2 separate regions of the Homo sapiens genome follow, and region 1 is linked to region 2. A link is a contact called in ENCODE Hi-C or POLR2A ChIA-PET data. All regions are on one chromosome and are shown on one strand. The core of a region is the stretch at or near the end of the contact, and the rest is flanking DNA. Distances in the headings are between cores, read along the strand shown. Region 1 overlaps HIVEP3 (HIVEP zinc finger 3). Region 2 overlaps HIVEP3 (HIVEP zinc finger 3).

The links. A loop is a pair of places that touch in the nucleus more often than their neighbours do. ChIA-PET counts read pairs that join two places held with the same protein, here RNA polymerase II (POLR2A). Pooled maps may share reads with other maps.
Region 1: a loop to region 2 is called in a pooled map, with 8 times the contacts of the local background. The contact joins two enhancer-like sites. A Hi-C loop is called at or near these places in 6 of 37 single-sample maps with no recorded cell type and 3 of 50 pooled maps. POLR2A ChIA-PET finds 5 or more read pairs at or near these places in 2 of 52 experiments (B cell and activated T-cell).

What each region holds. Positions count from the first base shown.
Region 1 is chr1:41,513,272-41,518,479 of GRCh38, reverse strand. It overlaps HIVEP3 (HIVEP zinc finger 3), which reads left to right. Exons shown (of 9, transcript NM_024503.5): 7 at 1-78; 8 at 4,730-5,208. Among named protein-coding and RNA genes, the nearest start is that of EDN2, 31 kb to the right of the region's middle. RefSeq lists a silencer at 2,128-2,307 and an enhancer at 4,952-5,208. Within about 2 kb of position 3,324, at least 12 of the 41 ENCODE cell types and tissues checked have a DNase peak (open chromatin) inside an H3K27ac peak, as active enhancers do.
Region 2 is chr1:41,725,398-41,730,633 of GRCh38, reverse strand. All of the region lies in intron 1 of HIVEP3 (HIVEP zinc finger 3), which reads left to right. Among named protein-coding and RNA genes, the nearest start is that of HIVEP3, 190 kb to the left of the region's middle. RefSeq lists an enhancer at 2,208-2,277. Within about 2 kb of position 3,178, at least 17 of the 41 ENCODE cell types and tissues checked have a DNase peak (open chromatin) inside an H3K27ac peak, as active enhancers do.

The DNA of each region.
Region 1 (5,208 bases), core at 2,075-4,574, 210 kb after region 2:
CTAAGCACATGAAGTCGAAGGCCCACAGCAAAAAGTGCCAAGAGACAGGGGTGCTGGAGGAGCTGGAAGCCGAAGAAGGTAACAATTGCCAACCTTCTCCGTCCCCTTTCCCCTTGTCCGCTTTCCCTATCCTCCTCCACCTTTCCTGCTTGCCTTCCCTGCTTCCTTTCTGTCTGCTTTGCCCCATTCCCCCTCCTCCCCTCTCTCCCTCCAATAGCTTCACCTTCAGTTCTCCCAAGTATCAGACAAAGGTTAAATTCCCTGAATGATCGAGCCACCTCCCCACATGCTGATAGGATATGCTCTGCAGCCCTAGCTATCATGCATTACCATCTGCCATGCAGGTGGAGCGCCTGGCACCCATGGGTGCTCAGTGAATGTTTACTGAATAAATGCACACAAGAGAACTTACAGCCAACGTTGATTGAGTGCCCACTATGTGTCAGGCGGGTTCTAAATGCATGCCCTGAATTATCCCAGCCAACCCCTCATAGTGACACTGTGGGACACATACTCTCCGAAGCTCCACACCCACACTCCTGCCTACACACTCTGGCATGGGCCTGACACATGGGCCTTTTGGAGCTAGGAGAGTTTCAAAAAAGCCCAAACCAGACCTGACAGCCGCTTGTCACCTCCCAGCCCCATCCCCGTACACACCCCGGCCATGGTGGTCAATCCCCAGGAGGCATCTTAGAGTCAGTCTCTGAGAAGACAGGGCAGAGGAGTCGAAGCCAGTGGGTCTGGCTGAGCACTGCCCAGCCTCAGCAGTCAGGCAGGTGGCCAGAGGGGCTTTGGTGGTGGACGGCAGTCCCTCCAACAGAAGGAGGCTGGAGCCATCTCGCCAGCACCAAGCAAAGCAGGAAGCATACTGATTCCCTGAAATCAGCCCCAGGACTTAGAGTGTGACAGAGAGGAGTGTGTATGCACGCACTGTGTGTCTTGTTCTGTTTTTGTTTTTCCAATTTGGGGATGTATTTGTGGTCTTACAAAAAAGAGTTAAGTCATATTTCCTTTTAGGTGGAATAAGTCATTTTTATAGAGGAGAACACAGTGAACTTGGGGCTGTTCCCCCCCAAAGCTAGAATGGGGTTCACTATGCTTGTCAAGGATACACTGGGCCATATGCACATGTTGTCTCATTGAGTCCTCAAAACAGGTGGCAGAAACTTGTGTCACTCATGTTAAGTCAGGGAAGTCAAAGCTCAGACAGGTAAAAATAGCCCAAGGTCACACAAAAACCCTGGCTGCATGCCAGTCCACTGCCTGGTGGGCTGGACCAGGGGAGCCTGAACCTAAGCCAGAGCCCTCCCCTGAGGTCCCTGCCCTGCCCCAGCCTCATTTTCCCAGTGGAGCAAACGAGGATGCTCAGAGCCACTTTTCGGAGGACGAAATCCATGCATTCATTCCAGAAGTAATTACTGGGCACAGTCTCTGTGCCTGGCTCTGTTCTGGGTGCTGGGGGTTCCGCAATAAATAAAACAGCTCCTGCCCTCAGGCAGTCGGCATGGCAGGGGAGCTGGGCAAGGAACGATGGTGGAGTAGAGCAGGGGCCCTGCCTGTGAAGCCAAAGAGAAAGCAGAAGAGCCAAGTGAGGGCTGGGGCCCGTGGGGAGGGCCGCTGTGCTAGACAGGGCGGTGTGAGCAGAGAACCCACCCGGAGGAACCGGGGTCAGGAGCCACGTGGGGTCAGGGAGGAGCTCTCCTGCAGAGGGAGCAGCAGGTGTGGGGTCCCCGGGGGCCACGGCGCTTGGCCCGCGTGCTGGAGCCCGCTGGACGCGGGGGCAGCCGGTTCAGAGAGAGCTAGAGCCTGAGGGCTGAAGGGCATGGGGGGGTGCCCTGGAGCGGAGGAGAGAGGCAGGGCGTCCTCTGGCCTGTGCCGTGGGCGCGGGGAGCACGGGTGTGCTCAGGAGGTGGAAAAGCGGCGGGATTCTGGGGAGGTTCCGGAGGGAGAGCCCACAGGCTCAGATGACCCCATATGGGGCAGAAGAGAGGGGGAAGAACGAAAAGGAGCCATGGAGGACTCCAAGGATTACGGCCCAAGAGACTGAAGGATGGAGTTTCCACTTCCCGCGACGAGACAGATGCCGGGGGGAGCGGCAGGAGTTCGTGTCTGTGGGACGCGAGGTGGCGCGTGGGAGAACTGCCTGGAAGGAGCCAGGCGCCCCGGCCCTGCCCATGGTGCTGGCCAGGCTGGGCGCTAGCGCCACCGTGTGGCCTCTCCCAGCGGCGCCCGCCGCGCGCTCAAGCTCTCTCATTTGTGGAGCGTTGGCCTGGATCCCAGCAGGGGCGGGGCCGCCCAGCCAGGGGCATTCCCTCAGCGCCCTGCAGGAACGCAGATGTGGAGGCCCCGGCCAGCCCCGAGCTGGGCAGGGGACTCTTGGCTTCCAGCATTCATGCACTGAGTGCCCAGGACGGGCCATTACCCCCACTGGGTCTCAACTTCCACATTAGTAAAGAGGATCTTTAGGAGCCCTCCCTGCTGGACATCAGGAGACGCTGGTCCTGACTCTCCTTCACTCCTAACACTACCCCTGTGACCTTCATCTGCAAAATGCTGACAATCCCACCCCAGCTACCTGCCTGCTGAGACTGGGGGGACAGGGTATCATGGGATGACAGGAGCTGAAGTTTATTGGGTACTTACTGTGTGCCAGACCCTCACAGTCCTCTGAACAGCTTCCTAGAGTGCTTTTATTGCTACCCAGTTTACAGATGAGGAAACCAGACACACAGAAAGTAAAGTATCCAACGTCACACAGCAAGGAAGTGGTAGTGCTGAGATTCAAACCCGACCATTCCCTGCTTCTTAGTGCAGCACATCATTTTTAAACTGTCAGCGTAATAATGCAAGGGCTGTAAACCTTAGTTCTGACTCAGCCACCAGCTCTCACTGGGTCATCTGTGCCTGGATTTTGCTGTATGTAAATGAGGGGCAGGGCCAGGTGAACAGGTGTTGAATTAGGCCCCTCCCAAAGTCCTAGGCAAGGGAGGTAAATGCCTGGGGCATAACTACAAAGTTCACCCCCATCCCCAGCCCTGCTCTCATCCTAATCCTTCATTCCTCCTCTGGTCTCATCACCCTGCCTCTAGCCTCAGGGGCCTCCTTTTGCCTGCCAGCCCCAGCTCCACCCCATAGCTTTTGACCTACATCCGGCTGAATGCCCACTTTTGTCCACTTTGGACATCTGACTGCTGCATATTGAGTGACTTGGAAGTGCTAGTTCCGGGCTTTCTGGCCCCGGGGCAGCTGGGCATGGTTGAGAGCCAAAGCCTAGCTGCCCCAGCGGCCTGAGTCAGTTTCTGTGCCAGCCCTCCTGGTCAGGTGGGTGCAGTACTGATATGTGTGAGCGATGGGGCTGGCTGGCCAGCTCAACCCACCTGTCAGCAACCTCACTCTGCAGACCAGAAACAGGTTCCAATGGTCTAGTGATGGGCCAGCGAACAGGCCAGATGTTAGCGGAGCTCTCCCCAGCATCCGGATTGCTGTCCATTTCAGAGATGCCCAAACTAGACTCCTGACATGTTAGAGGTGACCCGACTGGTTGGGGTCATCCCAGAGGAATCAGACCAGGAGGCTAGTATTCCAGAGCCCTAACCCCCACTTTTAGACTCTATTCAATAACTCTGTCATTATTCTTATAGTCTGTTTAAGGAGTGCAAGTGACCTAAATGTCCAACAATATCTGAAACAAGTATCACAATTTTGTTTTTTGTTTACTCTTGTGAACAATTGCTTCCAAGTCACTCAACATGCAGCAGTCAGATGTCCAAAGTGGACAAAAGTGGGCATTCAGCCACATGTAGGTCGAAAACTATGGGGTGGAGCTGGGGCTGGCAGGCAATGGGAGGGCCCCGAGGCTAGAGGCAGCCTGGACTTCAAAAGGGCAGTGGCTCCTCAGATAAGAGCGTGGCTGGGATGGGGACCTGCTCTGCAGCCTGAGGCCAGCTTAGTCAAGCCGCCCACAGAGGCCAGAGTCCGCCACCTGCCAGATGCCATTGTGCCAGCCACCGGGAGCCTGGTCACCGTGGCAGATGTGTGTGTACACTGACCACGGATGGCTCTGTGCTGCTGGACCAGCCAGTGTGACTGCCCTGTCCTGGAATAACAGATTTCATCATTAATGTATTAATATGGTAGCTATAATTATTTTTAAGCCCTCAATATGTGCCAGGCCTTCATTTTAGTCCTCCTAGAAAACCTGGTGAGGTGAGACCATCACATTCATTCGACAAAGGGGGAGACCAAGCAGAGCAAGGTGGTAAGTTGCCCATGGTGAAGCCAGCACTGAGATGCTAGTGAAACAAACAAACAAACAAACAAACAAACAAAGACTGTCTTCTTTGCTATGGCTCAATCCCAGCCCTACTGCTGTCTTCCATGGGCAAGTTACTTACTTTCTCTTACCTCAGTTTCCTCATCTGTAACATGAGGATGAGAACAGTACCAGCTTCACAGGATTCTCTGAGGTCTAAATGAATAAATATACCTAAAGCTCTCAGAACTGAACATTGCACATTCTAGGCATAAGGGAATTATTGTTCATTATTATTTACAAAGCGCTCCCATATCTGTTACGTTTCTTGGTTGTCCCAACAATCTTGTGCCCTTGCGATGGCTATTTTGCCCAGTCAGCAGGCAAGGAAACTGGGGCTCAGAGAGGAGCAGCCGTGTGGGCAGTGGGGCCAAGGCCCAACTGTGACCTTGGGTCTTCTGTGTTTGCCCTCAGGAACCAGTGACGACCTGTTCCAGGACTCGGAAGGACGAGAGGGTTCAGAGGCTGTGGAGGAGCACCAGTTTTCGGACCTGGAGGACTCGGACTCAGACTCAGACCTGGACGAAGACGAGGATGAGGATGAGGAGGAGAGCCAGGATGAGCTGTCCAGACCATCCTCAGAGGCGCCCCCGCCTGGCCCACCACATGCACTGCGGGCAGACTCCTCACCCATCCTGGGCCCTCAGCCCCCAGATGCCCCCGCCTCTGGCACGGAGGCTACACGAGGCAGCTCGGTCTCGGAAGCTGAGCGCCTGACAGCCAGCAGCTGCTCCATGTCCAGCCAGAGCATGCCGGGCCTCCCCTGGCTGGGACCGGCCCCTCTGGGCTCTGTGGAGAAAGACACAGGCTCAGCCTTGAGCTACAAGCCTGTGTCCCCAAGAAGACCGTGGTCCCCAAGCAAAGAAGCAGGCAGCCGTCCACCACTAGCCCGC
Region 2 (5,236 bases), core at 1,929-4,428:
AGAACTGCTTAGATAGATTGCACCCTGGCGCCCCTGGTGCATTAGTTGCTGCATTTGCAGCGTGCCCCTGGTGGCCCATGATGTTCCCCTCCAGGGTCTCCCCCAGCATTGCCAGGCCTGGCTCTGCCCCAGGACTGAGTGCTGATGGGGAGCTGGCTCTTCAGGCACTGGGCATCTGGAGCAGGGTGGGGCTAGGAGCACTGGTGCCAGGGATGCAGGGTTGTGCAGGCCCAGCACTTCCGGGTCAAAGAGGGCAGCAAACTGAAGGATCAGCTCATCTACTCCTCACCCCCTCAGCTCTACAGGGGAGGACACCAAGGCTTGAGGGGAGAAGTGACCTGTTCAAGGCCACAGGTGAGGGGCAGAGGCCCAGGTTCCTGGTTCTCCCTTCATACTGAGTCTTCCTTGAGCTGAATCATGTCAGCTCCTAGAGCCTGGGGTGAGGCCTCTCAAATGGACAAAGAGGAATCCTTTGCAGGAGGAGCCTGCCTAGTCTCTTGAGGGCCCCTGTGAGAAAGGGGGCGAATTCCCACAGGAAGATGAAAGCCCCTTGCTCTGCAGTCACGTTTCCTAAGGTTAAACACGCTCAACCCCGACTAGCTGGAGGACCTTGGCCGACTCACTTTCCCTCTCTTGGCCTTCGTGTCTTCATCTGGAAAACAGGCACAGTATTCCCTGCCCTGCCTTTGTGCCTCCCTTCCTGTCTCCCTCTGTGGGCTGGTGTGAGGATCCAGAGTGGTAGTGGAGGAGAGGGAACCGGAAACTCACATGACACTTCCTGTCGAGAGCAAGAACGCACCTCTTCCCGGCTCCAGCACCTCGCACCTTTCAACACAGAATCAAAGACTGGGCTGGGTTACCTAGAGTTAATTGGAGGTAACTAGAGGAACAAGGACACATGGCTGAAAGGACTGTCACCTTCAGGAGGCCCTGGTCCCAAGCCTAGGGCTGCTACTTACAAGCTGGTGGCCTCGGTCAGGGCCCTTCTCCCTCTCTTCTCTTCACTTTCTCCTTCTGTAAAATGAGTAGGGAGTTGGAAAGGAGGAGTTTAGAATTCCTCTAAGAATATTCCAGCTTTAAAGTCAACGGGGACCCATTCAGAATAAAAAGGTCAGTGACGGATATCAGGCCCTTTGCCAACAGCAAGTTTGGGAACCCTGGGAAACCCGTGGTCCCTGGACATAGAGTTGAGGGAGTGAGGCAGTGACGATGAGCTTTGCCAATCTGAGAACCAGTGCCTTCTCAGTTTCTTGCCAGTTTTGCAGATGAGCAGTTGATTTACAGAGTTGGAGTGAGTTGCCTCAAGTCACAGAGCCAGGGTGAGAGATAGCATGGGCCCAGGTCTGCCCTGTTCTTCACAACATAATGTTGGAAGTAGAGGGAAAGGCAGGGAAAGGGGCTGCCGGTTACTGATCACCCCTGTGCACTGGGCTCTCTGCTTCCCCCAGGATCTCGTTTTATTCCCACAGCCACCTTGGGAGGTGGACTCCCTGAATGGAACCCCTGAGGGTGGCGGAGACAGTAGTCTGATTTCTGGTTGTTCCTGGATGGCTGTGTGTTGGGGGAAGCACGTGGCCAAGGCAGCCTGGGTAACCCCTAGTCCATGTGGGAGATGGTGACTGAGAGCGAGATTGCAGCCACGTGGAGATTGTGGGCAGCAGTGTGGCTGGGACAGCAGCTGCTCTCCCTATGCAAATGAGGCCCTCAGCACCCACCATCCAGCACTGAGCAAACACCCAGCAGAGAAACCCCCTCCTAAACCTCTCTGGGACCCTAGCCTGTGCCTTCTGACACCTTCACCGCAGCAGCTGCCTGTACTCTAAGCCCAGTCCCAGGCCACAGCAGTTCACAAGAACCATGCCCACCCCTTGGGGGAATTCCCGTGTCTGTCTGGAGACAAACTGCAGCCTAGGCAAGTCTGGCTGTAGAAGCTGACCCTAGAAGCCAGCCCTGCATTAAGAGCTGACTGTAGCATCCCCAGTGGCATGCCCGTATCACTTCCAGGGCCAGTCTGAGAACTGTCAGTGGGGCTGTAGATTGAGAACAAGTCTGGCCTCATCCACCCTCTGCAGATCCCAAGCATATCGCCTTTGGCCCCTCCCCTGCACATTTGCTCATGCTGTCCCCTTGGGATTACATTTCACCCCCCCTTACTCCCCCTGCTCTGTCGCCTTGGCAGAACCAGCCCCGCATCCCCTGCCCAGCACTGAGTGCCCCAGGCCTGGGTGCCGTCTATCATTACAGCCTGCTCATGTCCTTGGACTCCAGCTCCCCTCTAGGCTGGGCACTCCCTGGGCTGGGGCTGAGGAATTTGTGCCTGGCTTTGGATTGAGTGTGGTCTCATTTATTCCTTGCAACCTAGAAGACAGATATGCTTATTGTTCTAGCTTTATGGGTGAAGAAAGATACTCAGAGAGGTCAAGTCACTTGCTCAAGGTTGCACAGCTACCAAGTAGGAGAGCTGGGATAAGGAACTGGAGTTGCATGCAGAGTCTGTAATTGGGAATAGACTGGCCCTTATTCAGCCCTTTGTTCCCAGGCCTGACAAAGCCTAGGGTGATTAAGGACCAGCAAGCGTTGATGCATTCTTGTTCAACAATAAGATGGTGGATACTCTCCCTGTCTGTTCCCCAGGTATCCTGAAGGTGCACCCTGCCGCTGTGTGCACAGCCCACCTACCCCAACATGCACCCGTCAGGCCCTGGATGAGGGCATTTGCTCAGGAGATCCTTCCAGCAGTGTGGTGGGCTCAGGATGGTTATACCCATTTTATAGATAGGAAACTGGGTACTAGAGAGGTCTAATAAATGTCCCAGAATGACCCAGCAGGAAGTAGCTGACTACGACTCCAGCCCAGGGCTTGGGGCTCTGTGTCTGGTGCTCCTTCCTAGGCTGGCGGGATGAGGCCATGCTTGCCAAAGTCACCCGGGCTGCCTCTGGCCCAAAGTGACGGAGCAGTTGGTCAGCTAGTCCTCCACCCCGAGGCCTCTGAGAAGAGAGGAAACACCGGTCTGCGGGGGATTCCTCCGGCGGCGCCGCGCCCCTCAGCCACTTCCTCTGGACACTCTCGTTTTCTTTGTCACTTGTTTTAGTTTCTGCTTTTCTTCCCTCGTTCCTTTTTCTCAAGGCCACTTTCATTTCCGTCTGGCAGTGTCCCCCCAGCCCACCCCTACTCCTCTCTGCTCAGCTCCCACTGCCTGCTGCCACTTTGGGATCCCCAGAGGCCTTGCCTGCCTGGGCCACATTTCCCAGCTGGTAGGGGTCAGGCACAGGAAGGGGCTGCCTCCCGGCTTCATCCCTCGTGGTGGGGAAGCTGAGGTGGCTGTCAGATCGCCCTAGGATCCCAAGCAGCCCCAGGTTCCCTGCTTAGCCTCTCTGGGCCCCAGGCTCTTTCTCATCTATGAGATGGGAGGAAGTCCACCCTCAGAGAGTGTGAGGAGAGAAGGAGATGACACACGTGAAGCTCCAGTAACTAGCACATAGAAAAACCCAGTGAACACCAGCTCTGCATCTCCGGACCTGCCTGTGAGTTCAGTCTTCTGTGCCTGCAGTCTTCTCCCCCAACACTGGGCGCCCACACCTGGCCAAAGGCAGACCTCGCCATCTGTGCCTCCCGCGCTGAGACACCAAAGCCTGTAGAAAGGTGGTTCTGAGAAAGGAAGAGAGGATTATCACTTACGCCCTCTGGAGTCCATATGTACAGCCCTCTACCACAGCAAGAGCCCCTGCCCCCATGCCCAGCACAGAGGCATCATTTTCCCTGCAGACTGCCAGCCACCAGGCACTCAACACTCAGGGTAGGGCAGCCCTCCATTGTTCGACAGCTCTGCCTTTTTTAAGAAAGTTCTTCTCTCTAGTCAGCTGAGACCTGCCAGCCTCCACACCTGTCCTCTATCTTTGACCTTCCCCAAAAGAACTGATCTCCTCTCTCCTATTGTTCTAGATGTCTCAGTATTGCACTTGGGCCTCTCCAGACTTGCCCCAAATCCTTCTGCTCCAGTGTCCCAGTATCCCAGAGCAGTTAAGATTTTGGACTCCAGAGCACAACTCCCCCAGTTCAAATCGTGGTGAGGCCACTTGCTATCTATGTGACACTGGGAGTTTCCTAACCCCTCCACGCTCAAAAGGAGGTAACTGTGGGACTTAACATGAGCGGGTGTGTAAACGTCACCCACTGCCATGGCTGTTTATGATCAAACATCTACAAAATCTGTAACAGCTTCTCAAAGGGCCTCACTTCCAGCCCCCTTCATGCCTGCTTGCCTGCTGGTTCTATTTGGTAGTTTCCCTGTTACAACTTAGAGATGGTGCCTTGACTCTTGGAGGCAGCCAGACATTGAGGAAGGAGCCCTGGTTTTGGAAGTAGACCTGTGTTCAAATCTCAGGTCCATCCCGGGTTTGATTTACCCGGGAGACACCATGGGCCCATGTGGCTTCTCGAGGGCTCATGAAAATGCTTGAGACATGAAAAGAAAAAGGTTTGGTTTCAAAATATGAAAACTGCTCATCAAAATTAATATTTAGTTAATATACTCAAGCATAATGAATTGTATGATTTAGTTTTTATAGAAACAGCCCTCCTTTTGGGGGTTAGCATGCCTCACCTTGCCAAGGTTCCTGATTGCAGACAATGACTGCTGAGAAATCAGAGCATATCATTCATACTACAGGTTACTCACTGAAAATCACTTCAAAAACAAAATTATCTTTTAAATGTATAGTTGTTTTCCAGCAAAATATTACATTCAGCAAGGGATAAATTTTATAGAATGTCGGGGAGGCTTCCAAAAGTAATGCAGCTTGGGTCTTAAAATGACCCTGGGACTGGTCAACTCATCTCTCTGAGCCACTATGTCCTCATCTGCAAAATGGGGACAATACACCTGTTTTCCAGTATTGTTGAGCCTATCCTGGAGATCTGATAGTGCCTGCCTGTCTTTTGGGGGTCACTGGAGGAAGGGACAGAGGACTGTTGGCCCTTGCCTCTTATGGAGTTTCCATACGGATGCTGGACACTGAACCTGTTTGCTTTATCAGTCCTATGTGTCTGGGCCTTTCATCCCAGCTTCTGCCCATTCATCTTGGAGCGAGCAGTTACCATCAGCACAGACAATAGTTTGGGCTTTGGGAGGTGGGAAGTCCTGGGAATTCTTAGTTATTCCATTGCTGTTGCATTAGGTAGGTCCGCACATGCCCTTGAAGATTGAACATCCCTCCTGGGCTCTAACATAATTCA